Linked DNA regions of Homo sapiens: region 2 is linked to region 1. A link is a contact called in ENCODE Hi-C or POLR2A ChIA-PET data. All regions are on one chromosome and are shown on one strand. Each heading gives the region's core, a stretch centred on a gene start or an enhancer-like site at or near the end of the contact. The rest is flanking DNA. Distances are from core to core; before and after follow the strand shown. Region 1 has its middle 60 kb from the start of LINC03007. Region 2 overlaps JAZF1 (JAZF zinc finger 1).

Region 1 (3,213 bases), core at 234-2,733:
CTGATAGGAAGAGGAGGTGGCGAAGGTTTAGGTTAGAGAACCCCAGTTCTTCATGCAGCAGCCACCTTCGCCCATCCTGGGAAGTTTCTGTCTGCCTGTAGAGCAGAGCCGCATCCCTGCCGCTGTCTCCGAGGGCAGTGTCGGATGGTTCTTTCATTTGTTTCCTGAGAATGGTTTACAATATAGATTAGCGGGGCCCCAGAGGAAACTGGGGTTTGCTCACTGCAAACAGCCAAAAGATCTTCAAGAGAGAACGTGTTAGGCTGGAATATCATCTTTTCCCACATGTGCAAGACTCTTGGATTGTGTTTGCTTTCAAAATCCATAAATGTTTTTATTAAACTATATCTTTCTTGTGGCCCCTGCGCACACAAAGTACTTGCAGCATATGTAAACGCTTCCATTTTGGTTCTCCTTCAGGAAAATTTTGTAACTCCGCAGTAAATATTTGCTCTGGGGTGAACCTTGGCAAGCGATAAACTCCAAAATCTGGTTTCACTGTACGTGTTTGTGTGCACATGTGTATGTTTTAACAGTATGTATATATTGGAAAATTTGCGGGAGAGCTTGATATTTTTACTTCTTTGCTGCGCCGCAGGAAAGTATAATGACTGTAATTACTTGGATAACATTTTAAAATTAACCAAATTCTCTTTCACATTCGATTCTTCCTTGTGTGCTGCCAGCCCTTCCTCCCAAATCATGTCAATTAAATATTCTTACAATGTCACCCTTTATAATGCCTTTAGTGTAGTGATTTTGGGGGTATATTTTAAAGTGATAAAGTGCAGTTTTGCTTCCTAAATTCTGTCTTAATAATAAGAATGTAAAAATTAAACAAATCATGATCTTTATTATTCTTTTATGTTTATAGTTTCTTTTCCTCTAATGCTTTAATCTGTAAGCCAAAAAATTTCAGAGAGATAAATGGAGACAGCTCAGTAGCATGGCAGGCAGAGTCAGGATTTTGGATTCTCATCCCTGAAGAAAAACTTGAAGTTATTCCTCTGTGATGAAAAATACTTTATTTTTATGAAGAAATGGAATCTGCTGAGGTTGAATAAATTAGAAAACTCTATGGAAGATCATTAAAATATGAAAACTGTTAGCATTGGGCTGTGTGTTAGTCATCTTTAAGAGAATAATCGGGAATTATTAACTGACTTTGACCTCATGAGCCTTGACATAATAACTGTGGCATTCGCGGTGTCCCTGGTGTTTTAAAAACCACCCTCCTCCCCCGCGTGCATTACAAAAATATGTCCTCTTCCTCTCATGTTGATTATATGGGTTTTATTTATTCTAATGACTGCTGTAGAGAGAGAAAATGCAGCTCTGAGCAGGGAGAAACAAGAACCCTTGTACACGTTTGCTGTGGGGTGGGCTGGCCACATAAGTTGAGTAGCCTTTGGCCAGATAAGCAAATGCACACTTCGCCTCCCAGTGAAAACATCATCCCCAACAAACATCATGTGGGCCTGAGTCACTCTCTGGAGAATCTGCTTCTCAGAGTTTGGTTTGGCAGTTCAGGCAGATATAATCCTTCCTTTCATTTTCCCCTGCCCTTTTGAAGAGCAATAATTTTCAGTCCCCTCACACCAAGGGCACTTTGAGAGATGGCCTACAGCTACACGGAGGAAGTTTCTTTGGCACAGCCTTTTGGGAGCTGTGAATATTTGAGGCTGTCTCAAATGGGGACTGTGTCCTTTGAATGAAGTGTTACACAGATGTGTGAGTGAATCCATGGGAACAGAGGCAGATGTTAGGGAGTTAGAGAATTCTGAGCTCTGTGGGCCGTGTCAGTCTGAAGAAAGGCAAGACGGCTGTTAGGTGCAGCCTGTAAGTGCTGTTCATCGAACTGGCCTCAATTCGTCTGCGCTTGGAAATAACTGAAATTGTCTGACCACTAAAAGTGTGATACAACTTGGAAGAGGGGCAGGAGAATACATTTTACTGGGGGCCATAGATCTGGCTTGGGCAAGCAATCTGTGTGTATTCAGATCCTGCATGTTTCTGAAAGATGATAGATGGATAATCGAAGCACACTTCTGCAGAATTTTTTTCTAGAGTATTTCAGTCCAAAAGAGCGCTAATGTGAGCTACATAGCTCATTTTACATATTACATTATATTACACATTAAAAAAAAGGTGAAATTATTTAATAGTATTTTTCATTAAATGCAATATCTCAAAAATATCACTTCAACATGTAATCAATATAAAGTTAGTATTGAGATATTTTACATTTTTTGCCCCTTCCCATATATTCAATAGCTGGTGTGTATTTCATTCTCAGAGCTCATCTCAGCTTGGACCAGACACATTTCGAGTGCTTGGTAGCCTCAGTGACCAGTGGCTGCTTCACTGGAGAGTACCAGTTCCAGATCATCTGGGTGCGTGTACAAAGTCACTAACAGATTTCCTCCCACATTTCTGTGAAGGTCTATGAAATTTTAAGTATCATAGGAAAGATTGAAGAAAATAGGTTCTAAAGCAGATGTATATTTTGAACACTGCCATTTTAGCTCTGAGGCTTCAAGCCATGATTAAGGAATATGTGACCTTTGAAAGAAGTAGGTGATGCCTTTTATAGATTTTATTCCATTTAAAAATATATTTTTAATTATAAAAATGAATCCATACTTACTATAGAATACTCAATACAAGGTCTAGAAAATAACAAAAATCATCTAGAATCCCACCATCTATAGCTAATCACCTTTTGAAGTTTTGGAGTATTGCTGTTCTCGTATGTGGATCGGTTTCATAGTTGTCATTATACTGCAAATGCCCTTGTATATCTTGCTTTTGTTCACAGTGTTATATCACAAGTATCTGTATTTGTTGTTAAAAGCTCTTCATAAGAATAATTTTGATCATCTGGATGATTCATCATATGGCTGAGCCATGGTTTACTGAAGTCAGTGACTTTGGTAGGGTAGTAGTTGCAGTAAGCTCACTAAATGTGACAAGAACAAAAAAGTTATTTTATTGAAAAGTCACCCTACTGTGTGGCCATCCTCATCCCTCATATTGGCGGCCTTCCTTCCATGACTCTAGACAGCTCCGGGAAACCAGAGCCCTTCTACTCTTAAGCTTATTTTTTAGAAAAAATATCTTAGAAAATAATCTCCCTTTCCCCACCTAATCAATCCAGATGTTTAATTACCACGTTGACACAATTGGATTATGACTTCAGGGCAAAAAGCAACT
Region 2 (3,218 bases), core at 203-2,702, 2.3 Mb before region 1:
ATTGAGTGCCTAGTATTTGCCAGGCCCTGTCCTAGGTACAAAGGATACAATTGGGAACAAAACAATAAAGAAATCCTGTTTTTGTGGAATTTATGTGTTAGCTGTAGGGAGACAGACCACAAATAAATGAAGTGAGTGAAACAAAAGTTATGTTGGGAAATGAAACTGCCATGGAGAAAAGTAAGATAAGGAAAGTGGAGAGGGGGAGTGTGGGGTTGTCACAGTACTACCTAGGGTGGCTGGGGAGTCGCCCCAGGGAGAAGACATTTGAGTAATGACCTGCAGGAAGTGGGAAGGTGGCCAGCTGGGAGAACAGCATTCCAAGTAGAGGGAACAGCTCGGACTGGGGCCCTGAGGTGGGAGCCTGCCCGGTGTGCTGGAGGAACTGCAGGGAGGCCAGTGGGGCTGGAGTGAGTGAGAAAGAGGGCAGGGGGAGATAAGGTCGTGGTGGGCACCCACGTAGGCCAGTTTGCGCTTTTGAGGCATTTACTCTCTGGGAGATGGGGAGCCAGTGGCCCTTGAGAAGAGGAGGACAGGATGGATGAATGGGTGCTTTCATAGTGTGACTCTGGCTGCAGTGTCTCGAGTAGACTGGAGGGGACAAGGGTGGAAGCAGGGAGACTGATTAAGAGGGGATTGCAATAGTCCAGTAACAAGATAACCAGTGGTCCTGGTCCAGGTGGTAGTTGTGAAGGTGGTGGGAAGTGGTAGAGTTCTGGGTAGATTTTAGAGATAAGGTCAACAGGTTTGGTTTAGGTATGAGAGAAAGAAAGAAACCAAGGATGACTCCAGAGTGGTTGACCTGAACAACTGGAAGGATTTGGTTGGCATTCGCTAAGATGAGGGTGACTGGCTGGAGGAAGTTTTGGAGGAAGATGGAAATCAGGATCTCTGTTTTGGCCAGGTTAAGTTTGCGATGCCTGTTGGATGCCAAATGATAATCTTCAGTGGGCAATTAAAAAAAAATATTTTAGAGATGGATCTTGCTCTGCTTCCCATGCTGGAGTGCAGTGGCTTTTCAGAGGCGCGATCATAGTACACTACAGCCTCAAACCCCTGGCCGGCCTCAAGGGATCCTCCCACCTCAGCCACCTAAGTAGCCAGAACTATAGGTAAATACCACCATGCCCAGCATCCAGTGGGCAATTTTTGATATTCACTTCTGGAGTTCAGGAGAGAGGTCAGGACTGAAGATAGGCATTTGGGAATGGTGGGCATTAAAACAATAGACTGGATGAGATCCGGGAACCAGTAAAGGAGACCAAGAAGGAGGGACCACCGAGGTGGAAGGAAAAGCCAGGAGGGAGTGACCTGGAAGCCAAGGCAGAGTGTTCCAAGGAGAAGGGACTGGTCATCCCTAGCAAGTGTTGCCACTGGGGCAAAAATGGTTACATCAATCGGTCGTAAGCTGAGGCCCAAGATGAGTGACTCACCGAGGGCTGTGGCTGGGGAAGAGCTGAGTTAGGGCTCAAGGTCAAGTTCACTTTCTCTCTGCCATGAGAGTCCTCTGGCTGTGCTTGACCTTTGAGTGCTGTTTTATGTCATCGTGTTCTTTTGCATTGGAGGTGGTATTGTGTTTGTACTAGTTCTGATATTTTAGCAGCAGTATCTTATGATTTTGTTTTTCAGTATGTATGAAAATTTTGATTTCTCATATTTTTATATAACTATGGAGTGTATGCTCACTATAGAAAAATTAGAAAAACAGAGAAGCAAAAGGAAAGACAAAGCTGTTGATTGTAGTTAAACCACTCAGAACCTACCATGTTTACAAATCAGTATATGTCCTTTCAGACTTTTTTTCAACCACATATGCAGACATTTTTTTTCAAAAAATGAATTTGTGCTAAATATTATATACCCCTTTTCACCAACTATGTATAATAAGTATACATTGTTGTATTTTTTTCTCAGATAGTGCCTGGATATTTATGATATGGTTTGCAAGGTCATGGTGATAAGAAATAACCTAGGGACTGCCAATGAGAACAAGCCCAGAAATCAGAGAGTGATACTTATGGGAATCGTTTCTATTCACAGAGCCTTAAGCATGCTCTGGGCGCTATCGCCAGGCATTTTATTCACAATATGTCTTTTAATTCTCACAATAGTCCTGTGAGGTGTAGCTGTTACTGTTTCCACTTTTGTAGCAAATGCCCTAAGAGATAAAGACATTTGCTTGTGGTTACCTTGCAGCAAATGTTGGAGCAGGGATGGATTTGGTCCATCTCTTATCTCTTTCTGTGTTTCAGATTTGAGCCCAGGCTAAGCTGTCCCTCCAGCTGCCTGCCTCTGCATTGTCCCTTGGGGGTGCTGGGCAATCAGGGTGGTGGCACAGGCTGGGAGGGGTTGTTGGTGCCCTGCCTCCCACTCAGGGTGGTACCACTCCCCAGTTCTGCCACTGAGACATGTCTGATGAGGCACCATTTATTCCTCTGTGGTTCATAAGACAACGTGTAGAAAATTAGCATTTTATCCCTCTAGCTGTATTCTGTTAAAAATATATCTAAAAGCATCCCATGCCGTATTGATCCCTTTTGAGCTAAGAAAAAAAAATGGCATTTCCGTCAAGCAGTTAAATTGTATTTGTTTTTGTTTATTTGTTTGTTTGTTTTCTTTACAGATTCTCAAGTACACCAAGCGCACACTTAAAATGGGCTTACATTTTATTTTATTTTGTTTTTGAAACTGAGTTTTGCTCTATCACCCAGACTGGAGTGCAGCGGCAGGATCACAGCTCACTGCAGCCTCAACCTCCTGGGCTCAAGCAATCCTCCCTCCACAGCCTCCCAAGTAGCTGGGACTACAGGTGTGCATTACCATGCCAGGCTTTTTTTTTTTTTTTTTTTTTAATATAGAAATGAGTCTCATTATGCTGTCCAGTCTGCTCTCAAACTTCTGGCCTCAAGCAGTCCTCTACCTCAACCTCTCAAAGTGCTAGAATTACAGGCATGAGCCACCATGACTGGCCAAAACTGTAAATGTGTCAGAATCTTCTGTGATTCCCTTTCAGCCCTTCTTGGGCACCCTAGTCTTCTTAGATATTCTTACAGTAGAATCAATATATAACATAATATACGTAATAATATATAACACGTTGTATAACTGTGTGTCTGTGATGGAGGTGTGTTTAATATGTGGTATACAGCAAGAGCTAAAACATTGAAAAGCTGTAGTGGCAGAAATATCAGATTGATTGTGTTTGAAGTCACAGTTGT

The links. Hi-C counts contacts between places; a loop is a spot of excess contacts on that map. ChIA-PET counts read pairs that join two places held with the same protein, here RNA polymerase II (POLR2A). Pooled maps may share reads with other maps.
Region 2: a loop to region 1 is called in a map of gastrocnemius medialis, with 3 times the contacts of the local background. The contact joins two enhancer-like sites. A Hi-C loop is called at or near these places in 1 of 168 maps with a recorded cell type or tissue (gastrocnemius medialis) and 4 of 50 pooled maps. POLR2A ChIA-PET finds 5 or more read pairs at or near these places in 1 of 52 experiments (T-cell).

The regions. Positions count from the first base shown.
Region 1 is chr7:25,848,106-25,851,318 of GRCh38, reverse strand. No RefSeq gene overlaps it. Among named protein-coding and RNA genes, the nearest start is that of LINC03007, 60 kb to the right of the region's middle. Within about 2 kb of position 1,483, at least 17 of the 41 ENCODE cell types and tissues checked have a DNase peak (open chromatin) inside an H3K27ac peak, as active enhancers do; they include gastrocnemius medialis, where a contact is called at or near this core.
Region 2 is chr7:28,101,210-28,104,427 of GRCh38, reverse strand. The region is part of intron 1 of JAZF1 (JAZF zinc finger 1); the gene reads left to right. Among named protein-coding and RNA genes, the nearest start is that of JAZF1-AS1, 78 kb to the left of the region's middle. Within about 2 kb of position 1,452, at least 7 of the 41 ENCODE cell types and tissues checked have a DNase peak (open chromatin) inside an H3K27ac peak, as active enhancers do; they include gastrocnemius medialis, where a contact is called at or near this core.